Regions from separate parts of the Homo sapiens genome. Here region 1 is linked to region 2. Evidence: chromatin contacts called from ENCODE POLR2A ChIA-PET data. All regions are on one chromosome and are shown on one strand. The core of a region is the stretch at or near the end of the contact, and the rest is flanking DNA. Distances in the headings are between cores, read along the strand shown. Region 1 overlaps TBCC (tubulin folding cofactor C). Region 2 overlaps TRERF1 (transcriptional regulating factor 1).

The links. ChIA-PET counts read pairs that join two places held with the same protein, here RNA polymerase II (POLR2A).
Region 1: POLR2A ChIA-PET joins it to region 2 with 21 read pairs in activated CD4-positive, alpha-beta T cell. The contact joins two enhancer-like sites. POLR2A ChIA-PET finds 5 or more read pairs at or near these places in 3 of 52 experiments (B cell, HCT116 and activated CD4-positive, alpha-beta T cell).

The regions. Positions count from the first base shown.
Region 1 is chr6:42,738,581-42,744,762 of GRCh38, forward strand. TBCC (tubulin folding cofactor C) reads right to left here. Exons shown (of 1, transcript NM_003192.3): 1 at 5,918-6,182. Among named protein-coding and RNA genes, the nearest start is that of TBCC, 4.4 kb to the right of the region's middle. Within about 2 kb of position 3,736, at least 3 of the 41 ENCODE cell types and tissues checked have a DNase peak (open chromatin) inside an H3K27ac peak, as active enhancers do.
Region 2 is chr6:42,315,070-42,321,798 of GRCh38, forward strand. All of the region lies in intron 3 of TRERF1 (transcriptional regulating factor 1), which reads right to left. Among named protein-coding and RNA genes, the nearest start is that of MRPS10, 100 kb to the left of the region's middle. RefSeq lists enhancers at 195-862, 931-990, 1,581-1,670. Within about 2 kb of position 1,747, at least 11 of the 41 ENCODE cell types and tissues checked have a DNase peak (open chromatin) inside an H3K27ac peak, as active enhancers do.

The DNA.
Region 1 (6,182 bases), core at 2,486-4,985, 430 kb after region 2:
GCCATTCCACTCCAGCCTGGGTAATAAGAGTGAAACTCCGTCTCAAAAAAAAAATAATTACTTAGAAAAAATGAATCAGAGTTGAGCACAGTGGCTAACTAACTTCTGTAACTCCAGCACCTTTGGAGGCTGGAGTGGAAGGATCACTTGAGCCCAGGAGTTTAAGACCAGCCTGGGCAACGTAGGGAGACACTGTCTCTAAAAAAATTTAAAAATTAGCCAGGCATGGTGGTGCAGGTCTATAGTCCCAGCTACTGGGGAGGCTGAGGTGAAAGGATCATTTACACCTGGGAGATCAAGCCTCCAGTGAGCCAGGATCACACCACTGCACATCAGCCTGGGTGACAAAGCGAGACCCTGTCTGAAAAAATAAAAATAAAATGAATCAGACCTAGTATTTGTTAGCACAACTAGGTGACTATAGTCAAAAATAATTTAATTGTACATTTTAAAATAACTAAAAGAGTATCATTGGATTGTTTGTAACAAAGGATAAATGTTTGAGGGGATGGACACCCCATTTACTCTGATGTGACTATTACTCATTGCATTACTATTACTCATTGTATCAAATAACCCATAAATTTATACACCTACTACTTATCCACAAAAATTAAAAATTTAAAAATTTAAAAATCCTCCTACTTCAGCCCCCTGAGTAGCTGGGACCACAGATATGCACCACCATGCCTGGCTAATTTTTTAATTTTGTGTTAGAGATAGGGTCTCATGTTGCCCAGGCTGGTCTCTAACTCCTGGGCTCAAGTGATCCTCCTACCTCAGTCTCCCAAAGTGCTGGCATTACAGGGGTGAGCTACTGCCCCATCCAGTACTTTTTATTAAGGCCCCTGGGGACATATCCCAGTTTTTTCTTCTTTTTTCTTTTTTCCCTTGAGACAGAGTTTTGCTCTGTCACCCATGCTGCAGTGCAGTGTCACGATCTCAGCTCACTACAACATCTGCCTCCCAGGTTCACATGATTCTGCTGCCTCAGCCTCCTGAGTAGCCAGGATTACAGGCATGCACCACGCCCGGCTAATTTTTGTATTTTTAGTAGAGATGGGGTTTCGCCATGTTGGCCAGGCTGGTCTCGAACTCCTGACCTCAGGTGATCCTCCCACCTCAGCCTCCCAAAATGCTGAGATTACAGGCGTGAGCCACTGCGCCCGGCCCCAGTATCCCAGTCTTACAGCTGTTATTGGACTGAAGAAGTCAGTTGGTTCTTTAACGTCAGTCACAATTGAACCCAAGTCAAGTCTAGCCCATAGTTTCCAGAGATGTAATGTTATAGTTTGGGTTTCCATGGCAGGAAACACATTTCATGCCATGACCATACCAAAATTGAAGATTAAGAGAAACTAAAATCAGCCAGGCGCAGTGGCTCATGCCTGTAATCCCAGCACTTTGGGAGACAGAGGTGGGTGGATCACCTGAGGTCAGGAGTTCGAGACCAGCCCGGACAACATGGTGAAACCCCATCTCTACTAAAAATACAAAAATTAGCTGGGCGTGGGCCAGCCACGGTGGCTCACGCCTGTAATCCCAGCACTTTGGGAGGCCGAGGCGGGCGGATCATGAGGTCAGGAGATCGAGACCATCCTGGCTAACGTAGTGAAACCCCGTCTCTACTAAAAATACAAAAAATTAGCTGGGTGTGGTGGCGGGCGCCTGTAGTCCCAGCTACTCGGGAGGGTGAGGCAGGAGAATGGCGTGAACCCGGGAGGCGGAGCTTGCAGCGAGCCGAGATCGCGCCACTGCACTCCAGTCTGGGCGACAGAGCGAGACTCCGTCTCAAAAAAAAAAAAAAAAAAGAGAAATTAAAATAAAATAAAATACAAATAAATAACAAACATAAACTAAACATGTACCCAGTCAAAAAGTTAAATTGGCTTGTTCTCACTTGTAACCTCAACACTTTGGGAGGCCAAGGTGGGAGGATCCCTTGAGCCTAGGAGTTCAAGACCAGCCTGGGCAACATGGTGACATCCCAGCTCTCCAAAAAAAAGTAAAAAAATTAGCCAAGTGTGGTGGCTACTTAGGATGCTGAGGTAGGATAATTGCTTGAGCCTGGGAGGTCAAGGCTGCAGTGAGCCATAATTGCACCACTGCACTCCAGCCTAGACAACAGAGTGAGACCCTGTTGTAAAAAACAACAACAACAAAAAAGCTAAACTGTCAATGCTCCTTGGGAGAAATTTGTGCATGAACTGGATTTGCTAATGTTTATTAAACTGCAACTTCTATGGAATGTTCTTGGTAATGTCCATAAGCATTCCTCTGCTCAAGGACCTTAAAAGTCATCCAACTTTTTAATCATCTTTCTTGGAAATTACCATCTCTGATGAGATGTGCGTGAATGGCCCTCCCCGGAGAATTTCAGTAACCAAAGCTGGGGAAAAAGCAGTTACTCCTCCCTCCTTCATTTCCCCTCCTCAAAGATTACAGCTAACTTTTATGTAAATCTTTAGTACTTTTTGATTGGCCAGAAGTTTCCCCTGTTCTTTCCCATAGTGGTCGTTCCTTGGTTTCTCTTTAAGCTTTTTCCTTTTTTTTTTTTTTTTTTTGTGAGATAGTGTCTTGCTTTGCCACCCAGGCTGGAGTGCAGTGGCGTGATCTAGGCTTACTGCAATCTCTGCCTCCTGGGTTCAAGTGATTCTCAGGCCTCAGCCTCCCGAGTAGCTGGGATAATAGGTGCACACCACCATGCCCAGCTAATTTTTCTATTTTTACTAGACACGGGGTTTCACCAAGTTGGCCAGGCTGGTCTCGAACTCCTGACCTCAAGTGATCTGCCCACCTCAGCCGCCCAAAGTGTTGAGATTACAGGCGTGAGCCACCGCTCCTGGCCTCCTCATTTTTTTTTTTTTATTGAGACAAGGTCTCACTCTGTCGCCCAAGCTGGAGTGCAGTGGCACAATCACAGTTCACTGTAGCCTTGACCTCTAGGTTCAAGCAATCATCCCGCCTCAGCCTCCTGAGTAGCTGGGACCACAGGCGTGTGCCACCATGCCTAGCTAATTTTTGTATTTTTTGTAGAGACAGAGTCTTCCTATGTTACCCAGGCTGGTCTTGAACCCCTAAGCTCAAGTGATCTTCCCACCAAGGCCTCCCAAAATGCTGAGATTACAGGCATGAACTACCAAGCCTGGCCCATGCCTCATTTTCAAAAGAGACTAAGGAAAATCCCAGATTTCCCAGAGGAAGTGACATTTGTCTTGTATGAAATTTTGGCAAGTGCATGGGGACCCAATCTGTGTGGGCACTGCTCGAGAAAAGGCCAGGAAATACGGCAAAAACTATTTGCACTGAATATTTATTTTTTGAGATGGAGTTTCGCTCTGGCATTCAGGCTGGAGTACAGTGGTACAGTCTCGACTCACCGTACCCTCCTCCTCCCAGGTTCAAGCGATTATCTTGCCTCAGCCTCCTGAGTAGCTGGGATTACAGGCGCCTGCCACCATGCCCGGCTAATTTTTGTATTTTTAGTAGAAACGGGATTTCACCATGTTGGCCAGGCTGGTCTCAAACTCCTGACTTCAGGTGATCCACCTGCCTTGGCCTCCCAAGGCAAATCCCAAGGCAATCCCGAAGTGCTGAGATTACAGGCATGAGCCACAGCGCTGGCCTGCCCTTAGTGTCTTCCATTTCCTCCTCCAGATCCATTCTTCATTTTTCTCCACGCTGTTCTACATCCTGGGAGCTGACTCATATGGACTGCGGCAGCAGACTTCTTTGCCCTGAAATTTCCAGTTGGGCTCTACCAACGGGAGGCACCAATAAAAGAGAATGACATTGTTTAAGTCCCATGGCTCTCTCCCTGCCAGGTCACCATGGATTGGCAGCATCCCTCCACTGAGGACTGAAACTCCTGTCAGGTAGCTCAATAACTGTCTATCTCTCTCTGCATTCAGGTAACATTTTTGTCCCTTCAGCCCTAAGGATGGTAACAGATATTGTACCATCTCTAATTGCTTTTCTTATACTCTGCCCACAGCTTTGTAAATAGCTCCTGTATTAAGCTCTTCTCAAAGTATCCATTTTGAGCAAGCCATCTGTTTCCTGCCAGAGCCCTGACATTGTGTTTGATTAATGGGTATTAGTTCAGACTAGCTGGTGCATGAAATGTGTGTGATGAAACAGTAAAACATCATGTAAGAACAGTAGGCTGAAACAGATGGTGGAGGGGCTTGTCTTCCAGGCCAGGAAGTCTATCAGATAATAAGAATCTCAGAAGGTTTTAGATCAGGAGTGACATACTTTAAGAAAACTAATTTAGTAGCTGTATGCAGAATAGTTCAGAAATTGGAGATGGGGAGATGAGTTAGGAGATGATTACCATTACTAGTAGAGGAAGGTAATATTTTGTAACCATCAAACTGGCAAAGACCCAAAAATTTCTTTTTTTTTTTGAGATGGAGTTTTGCTCTTGTCGCCCAGGCTGGAGTGCAGCGCCACAATCTCAGCACACTGTAACCTCTGCCTCTTGGGCTCAAGATATTCTCCTGCCTCAGTCTCCCAAGTAGCTGAGATTCCATGTGTGTGCCACCATGCCCGGCTAATTTTTGTATTTTTAGTAGTGACGAGGTTTCACCCTGTTGGCCAGGCTGGTCTCGAACTCCTGACCTCAGGTGATCCACCTGCCTTGGCCCCCCAAAGTGCTGGGATTACAGGGATGAGCCACCGCGCCTGGCACCACCCCCTTTCTTTTTTTTCTTTTTTTTTTTTTTATACAGAGTCTTGCTCTGGAAATGCAATGGCACAGTAATGGCTCACTGCTACCTCTTCTTGCCAGGTTCAAAGGATTCTCATGCCTCAGCATCCCGAGTAGCTGGGATTACAAACACGCACCACCACCCAGCACTTGGAAGACCACGGGGGACAGATTGCTTGAGCTCAGGAGTTCGAGACCAGCCTGGGCAACATGATGAAGCCCTCTCTACAAAAAATACACAAATTAGCCGGGGGTGATGGGGTGCACCTGTAGTCCCAGCTACTTGGGAGGCTGAGGTTGGAGGATATCTTGAGCCCAGAAGGTCCTTCACCCAGACCCTGTCTCAAAGAAACAAAGGAAAAAAAAAAAAAAAAGGACCGGGCACAGTGGCTCACGCCTATAATCCCAGGACTTTGGGAGGCTGAGGCAGGTGGATCAGCCGAGGTCAGGAGTTCAAGACCAGTCTTGCCAACATGGTGAAATTCTCTATTAAAAATACAAAAAATTAGCCGAGCATGGTGGCGGGCTCCTGTAATCCCAGCTGCTCGGGAGGTTGAGGCAAGAGAGTCACTTGAACCAGGGACGCTGAGGTTGCACTGAGCTGAGATCACGCCACTGCACTCCAGCCTGGGCAACAAGAGCGAAACTCTGTCTCAAAAAAAAAAAAAAAAAAGAAACACGTAAAGAGTGATGGCTCTCCGAAGGAACTGAATGTCTAGGGACAAAGGAATTACCTATGGTTTTTTGTTTTTGAGACAGTGTCTCACTCTGCCACACAGGCTGGAGTGCAGTGGCGTGATGTCAGCTCACGACAACCTGTCTCCCAGGTTCAAGCAGTTCTCCTGAGTAGCTGGGACTACAGGTGTGAACTATCATGCCCGGCTAATTTTTGTGTTTTTAGTAGAGACGGGGTTTCACCTGGCACCGGGTCTCCAACTCTTGACCTCAAGTGATCTGCCCACCTCAGCCTCCCAAAGTGCTGGGATTGCAGGCGTGAGCCCCCGGGCTCAGCTCTGGAATTTATTAAATATGTATCTATACCCTGACACTGCTGGTTACTGTCTATAATCCGAGTGTTTTGGGAGGCTGAGGCAGGAGAATTGCTTGAGGTCAGGAGTTCGAAACCAGCCTGGGCAACATAAGGAGAGCCCATCTCTTTAAAAACAAAACACACACACACACACACACACCAAACAAACCCATGTATTTACTGCAGACCTACTTTATTATGCACCGTGATGTTTCAAGTATCACAAACCATTACAAAGCAATATAATCACCCTCCTTCCCCCTTACTGCTTCAAACTATTGTGGTAAAAATAAATAAATAAAGCCCTGGCGTGGTGGCTCACGCCTGTAATGCCAGCACTTTGGGAAGCTGAAGCGGGTGGATCACCTGAGGTCAGGAGTTCGAGAGCAGCCCGGACAACATGGCGAAACCCCGTCTCTACTAAAAATACAAGTTCGCGTG
Region 2 (6,729 bases), core at 497-2,996:
GTGCATGTGGCAGGTGTGCAGTGGGTGGGATGAGGCAGCGTGGTAGGACGGGGTCTCCATTATGTAGGGTAGTGGTCTCCACCTGGAGTGATTTTGCCTTCCAGAGGACATTTGGCAGTGTCTAGAAACATTTCTGTGTCACGACTAGGGAAGTGCTATTGGCACCTGGTGGGCAGAGATGCTGCTAAACATCTTACAATGTGCAGGACAGTCCCTTTCAAGACAGAATTCACTAGCTCCAAATGTCAATAGCACTAAGGTTGACAAACCCTGGTGCAGGGCCTCACAAGTCACAGTAAGAAGTCTGGGTGCTCACAGAAGCACATGCCAAGGACTTTCTAATGCCTCGTGCCTGCTGGAGTGTGATCCTTACACGTGGCACATCCAGGTCTAGAGTATGGCACATTGGGATGAAAGAGAAGGGCGCTAGGATCGGCGCTTAGAGCACAGAAGCAGGGGTAGAGGCAAAGAGGCTGTGACGAGGTCACCCTAACCTAACTTGGAGCTAAGAGGGAGCTCCTGGAGTAGAGACAAAGGAGGTCAAATGAAGGGGGGCCATCGGGCTGTCTTCTAGCAGCTGATATCCTTCAAGAGACCAGGTGGGGCCCCTGGGTCAGGGTTGGGGAGAGGAACACCACCCCCCCCCCCACCCACTGCCACCCCCTAACGTCATAGTGAAGTGTCTGAGGGCTGGAGAACGCTGCAAGTCTGAGCAGTGTGGAAGGCACAGGTTGGGACCAGTGTGCAGACAGCTCAAGGCTCAAGAAGGACATCACCAGCAGAAACACAGGCAGAGGCTGAAGAGGAGGGACTTGGGTGGGGGTGCTCTCCTTTCAGGGGAGAGGACCCCCACACCTACCCTCACGGTACCTGGAAGATGCACATGAGGACCCAAGGGAGGCCTAAAAAATAAGAGGCTGTTTTGGGATGATCTCAGATTTGGTTCTTCCTGCAGAATGAGTTGTTCTCTGCTCCACTGGGGGTGGGGGCACCTGGACGTCAGGCTGCCTGGCTAATGGGTCTACACAAATGACATTTCGAGTCACAAGTTATTTAATTTCTCCGCCAAAGTCAAGAAAGTCCATGGGTCTGGGGAAGTGGCTGTGATGACCAATGACTCTGGCACGCAGTTAACCCCAAGCATGCACCTCCTCCTCCCCGCATTGCTAATCTTGATGATTCATCCAGAGAGGCTGGTCTGCCTCAGTGGAAAGAAAATCTAGGTGAGGGTCTCATTACTAAGAAATGAGAAAAATGCCTCAATGTAGAGGCAGGTCAGAACCCTTCCTGGTCACTATCCAAAGAAGCTTTTCTAACTTGGGGAGGACAGATGAAGGGGACTGCCTCATAGTGACTTTGTTCTAACAAAATTTTGGATGGCATTTTCAGGTGCCTGCTTATGTGTGCACAAGCAGGCAGACACCTTCATTAATACTCTTGAAACCACCTTTGCAAAGATTATGACAGTGACAGGAGTCTAGCATGGCTGACTCCATCTTGCCTCTAGCCTCACAAGCCAGCTGTCCTCCCTCATTCCTGGGTGTAGACCAAGCTAACCATGGGAGGAATTTAGTTTATTGTTTTAACTTTGAAGCAAGGATGATAACAGTCCCTCCCTGAAACGAACCCCCTCCTTGCTCAGGGACCAAAATCGCCTTTGTCTTGGTAATGAAAGGCCACAAGATTAGGATTATGGGAGGGGCCTGAATTCTGCTAACATGTAGGTGTAGCTAAAGGATAACCAGCCATTCCCCTCCACCGCCCCCAGCTTGCCTTTTTATAATCCCTTGCTACTCATGAGTCATGTGGCCAGAGGTCACAAGATTTGTGACTTCCCCAATTGCTCCTATAGATAACATCACTATTGTAGAACTTAAGATGGGTCTTTTGAGATGCTTTTCAGACTTTTGCATTCTGGCAACCATCTGACTCTACCTGGACCTGGGACTCATGACAACCTGTCCTGTGGCCCCCTAATGTAGAGGCTGACTCAGCACACAAGGACCATTTTCCACACCCCTACGATTTCAACCTTCACCAATCAGCAGCTCCCATTCCCCTGTCCACAAAATTATCCGTAGAACACCCTAGCCTCTGAGTTCTCTGGGAGACCAATTTGAGTAATAACTCCAGTCTTTCTGCTTGGCTGGCTCTGCCTTAAACTGTTTGTCTACTACAATACTGTGGTCTCAGTGAATTGGTTTTGTCTGTGCAGGAGGAAGGAAGAACCTGTTGGGTAATTATACCCTCACTCAGCACTAATTTCCTCCTCAGTAGTTTTTGTTTGTTTGTTTGTTTGTTTTGAGACAGAGTCTTGCTCTGTTGCCCAGGCTGGAGTGCAGTGGCATGATCATGGCTTGCTGCAGCCTCAACCTCCCAGGCTCAAGCAATCCTCCCACCTCAACCTCTCAAGAAGCTGGGACTACAGGTGCGCACCATTATCCCCGGCTAATTAAAAAATTTTTTATAGAGACAGGGTCTCATTTTGTTGCCCAGGCTGCTCTTGAACTCCTGGGCTCAAGCAAGCCTCCCGCCTTGGCCTCCTAAAGTGCTGGGATTACAAGCGTGAGCTCCCAGACCTCAATAATTTTTAAAATAACAGTCTTCTCCACATCTAAAACATGTTCACTGTAAAAATTTTAGAAAACAGATACAAAATAAAAAGAAGAAAAACTCCATCACTTGTTGAGAATTATTTTTTTTTTTGCTAAACTTTTTAAGATATAGTTGAGATTATATTGTATACATAATTTTGAATCCTGCTTATAAAATAAGCATTTTGTCATGTTGTTAAAAGTTCTAGGCTAGGCACGGTGGCTCACACCTGTAATCCCAGCACTTCAGGAGGCCGAGGCAGGCGGATCACCTGAGGTTAGGAGTTCAAGACCAGCCTGGCCAACATGGCAAAACCCCGTCTCTACTAAAAATACAAAAATTAGCTGGGCGTGGTGGCAGGCGCCTGTAATCCCAGCTACTTGGGAGGCTGAGGCAGGAGAATCGCTTGAACTTGGGAGGTGGAGGTTGTAGTAAGCCGAGATCACCCCACTACACTCTAGTCTGAGTAACAGGGCGAGACTCTGTCTCCAAAAAAAAAAAAAAGCTCTTTGTAAATACTAGTTTTAACCATTGAATAATAATCCACTCTAACGCTACAAGAAATAGAGGTCCATATTCTCCAAGGTCTTATTTCGCTGAATACAAGTAGTTTTAAACCAGCCCCCAACACTGAATACAGGAAATTTCTGAGCACTTAATAATGAGTGCCAGGCACTCTACCCCTACCATGTAGGGTGGCTGTGGGGAGGGCTAACATTGGACTGACATAGACAAAATTTCTTTCTTTTCTACAGTCTTGGGATCTCTACACTTCACTTGGTGGAGGGTCATATTCCACTGTTTTCAGTGAAACAGCCAAGACGAACCCTTCATTCAGTTAAGAGGAAGCTCCAGGCTCTAGTTAGGCACTGGAAGTAAAGGAAATGTGGGTTAGGTCCCAAGAAGCAGAGGTAATGTGGACAACTGAAAGGCTCCAGAATGGATACTCAGGGGCTGGACAACTACAGCCTGAAGGCCAATCCGCTGCCTGTTTATGTAAATAAAGCTTTATTAGAACATAGCCACACCCATTCATTTCAGTATTATCTATGGCTGCTTTCAGCTGCAACAAGCAGAGTTCAGTAGCTGCAATAGAGACCATGGCTGCAAGCCCAAAATATGTAGTACCTGGTCCTTGAAGACAACATTGTTTGATTCCTGTATTGGGAGGCCAACCATCCTCCAAAATAGATGCTCTCCCTTCTTTGGCTAAGAGTCCTCACTTAGAAGTACTCTGAAGTGTGGCCAGCCAGAGACTACATTTCCCATCTCCTCCTGCAGCAAGGTGGAACTCCCTGACCAGTTCTCTCCAATGAAATGTGGGCCAAGTAACTTGTATCGCTTTTGGGCCAAGGTGGTTAAGAAGCAGGTGAGCCTTCTCCATCTTCTGTTTCCCTTCCACCTGAATGAAGAGTCCTCATAGGCCTGTGGCAGTGTTTCTCCACCTTTTCTTCATTGTTGCCCTCCTAAGGGGACTTTTTAGACATTTTTTTTCCCTAATTACTTTCCTCCATGACATTTTCACACCACAGATATACTCTATATCTGTTTATGTACCATGTAGATGTTTGTGATTTATGCATCAAAATGTAAGATTTTTCAGCCTCCAAGATCTTTGCCCCCTTGGGCATGATACTGCCCCCATTAAAGATGCATGCTCCAGAGTATAGCAGAGTGACAGAGGCAAGGCATGTAGATCCCTAAATTACCTTGTAGAGGAAAGCCAGTTACAACCAGAAACACTTGCATTGACTGTTACAAGGGCAAGAAATAAACTTCCTTCATGTTAAACTCCTGAAATGTGGGAGATGATTACAGCAGCTAATGTTGCCCTAACCAATACAAGCTTTTAATTTGATTGTTAAAAAAAGTATGAGCCTGGCACACTGGCTCATGCCTGTGATCCCAGCATTTTGGGGGGCTGAGGCAGGAGGATCACTTGAGCCCAGGAGTTCGAAACTAGGCTGAACAACATAGGGAAACCCCATGTCTACAAAAAAATGTAAAAATTAACTGGGTGTGATGGTGTGTGCCTGTGGTCCCAGCTACCTGGGAGGCTGAGGTGGAAGGATTGCTTGAGCCTGGGAGGTCAAGGCCATGATTGTGCCACTGCACTCCAGCCTGGGTGACAGAGTGAGACTGTGTTTCAAAAAAAAAAAAAAAAAATGGTGCATTCAATAGACATATAATAATATAATGCTATATATTATATTAAATACATTATATCATTATTATTTTTTGTTTGTTTTTGTTTTGAGATGGAGTCTCACTTTGTCTCCCAGGCTGGAGTGCAGTGGTGTGATCTCAGCTCACTGCAACCTCTGCCTCCTGGGTTCAAGCAATTCTTCTGCTTCAGCCTCCCGAATAGCTGGGATTACAGACACCCATCACTATGCCCAGCTAATTTTTGTATTTTAGTAGAGATGGGGTTTCACCATGTTGGCCAGGCTGGCCTCGAACTCCTGACCTCAAATGATCCACCTGGCGGCCTCCCAAAGTACTGGGATTACAGGCATGAGCCACCGCACCCAGCCATAACTAAATTATATTATATTATTATATGTCTATTCAATCAAACTTTTAATCCTAAATATACTCCTTTAGGGTTTAGGACAGGTTTCCTAAATCCTAAAGGGGTAAATTTAGGATTAAAAGTTCCTACTTTAGGTGGTGGAGCGTTTAGCCTATTGGCTCTTACATTGACATAGGACAACAATTTAAACAGATTCAAGAAGGGTTGAGATCAATTCTGAGCACAACCTATTAAAGACGAATACGTTAACTGTATTCATTTATACCCTCTCCATTTGAACACATCACTACCAAAACAAAAGTGAAAGAATTTTTTTTTTTTTTTTTGAGACTGAGTCTCGCTCTTTTGCCCAGGCTGGAGTGCAGTGGCATGATCTTGGCTCACTGCTACCTCCTCCTCCTCCCAGGTTCAAGCAATTCTCCCTACCTCAGCCTCCTGAGTAGCAAGGATTACAGGCGCCCGCCACAACGTCCGGCTAATTTTTGTATTTTTTAGTAGAGATGGGATTTCGCCATGTTGGCGAGGCTGTCTTAAACTCCTGACCTCAGGTGATCCACCTGCCTCGGCCTCCCAAAGTGCTGGAATTACATGCGTAAGCCACCGCACCTGGCCTAATAATTTTTTTTAAAAGGCATAACTTCAACAATAAAGGGAACAGGTGAGGGCTACCCAGGACAGAGATTGGGACAACTTTGTGGAAAACAGACAGAATATGGAAGATTAGAAACTGATGATGCAAGCACAGGAAGCCTGAGCTCCAGCGCTCAAATATTATGAGATTCCATTAGCCTGGCAAAATGGCCACAGGCTCATGACTCAGAGACGCCAGAACAACGGAGGGCAGGAATCAGATAGGAGGCTGAAAAGGGGGGAATTTTATAAAATCTGAAGTCAGAAGATTTGCACCCTTCATAGGTGGCTCATGAGGCAGCCAGGTTATCTATTCTTCCAAGCCAAAAAAAAAAAAAAAGGCATTTTCTTCTCTGGAGAAACTGAACTAACCAGCCCCAACCCTGAGACCCCCCTAAACCCCACCCTGAAAAAAACATTTGAGATCCAGGAAGCAGTAGAACCAATCTAGTAAAGTAGTAGAGGAAATCTCAGGTGACAGCTCTGTAGCAGACCTAGAATGAAATCAAATTTGAGAAGAATAGAGGACCCTGGGAGAAAGGGATATATAAAATACCCAACTGGCTAGAGAGTTTGAGAGAAAAAAAATGAGGATATAATAACAGCAAAGTTTTTAAAAAAAAGGCAATGAGAAAGTCTTGGAAAAATTAAAGCTGTAAAAGAAAGTATCCATAGTATATTACTTGGCTCCAAAGAGAATAACACATCAAGCATCAGGGTCACACACTTAAATGCCTTCAGCGTCATGCAAGTAAGTAAATAAATGAGCAAGTCAGGTATTGGAACACTTGCATATACTGCGAGTGGTAGGAACTGTGGCAAACTAGAGTAGGAATGCCTATTCTAAAGGGGACAGACTCCAGCAGAGTGTTACTATATGTGGGAAGTCAGACCATATGTGCCAGAACTTCCAATTTTTAAAACAAAACCCCAAACTCTAAATCTTTTATAAAAAAAACTCTACCAATTTT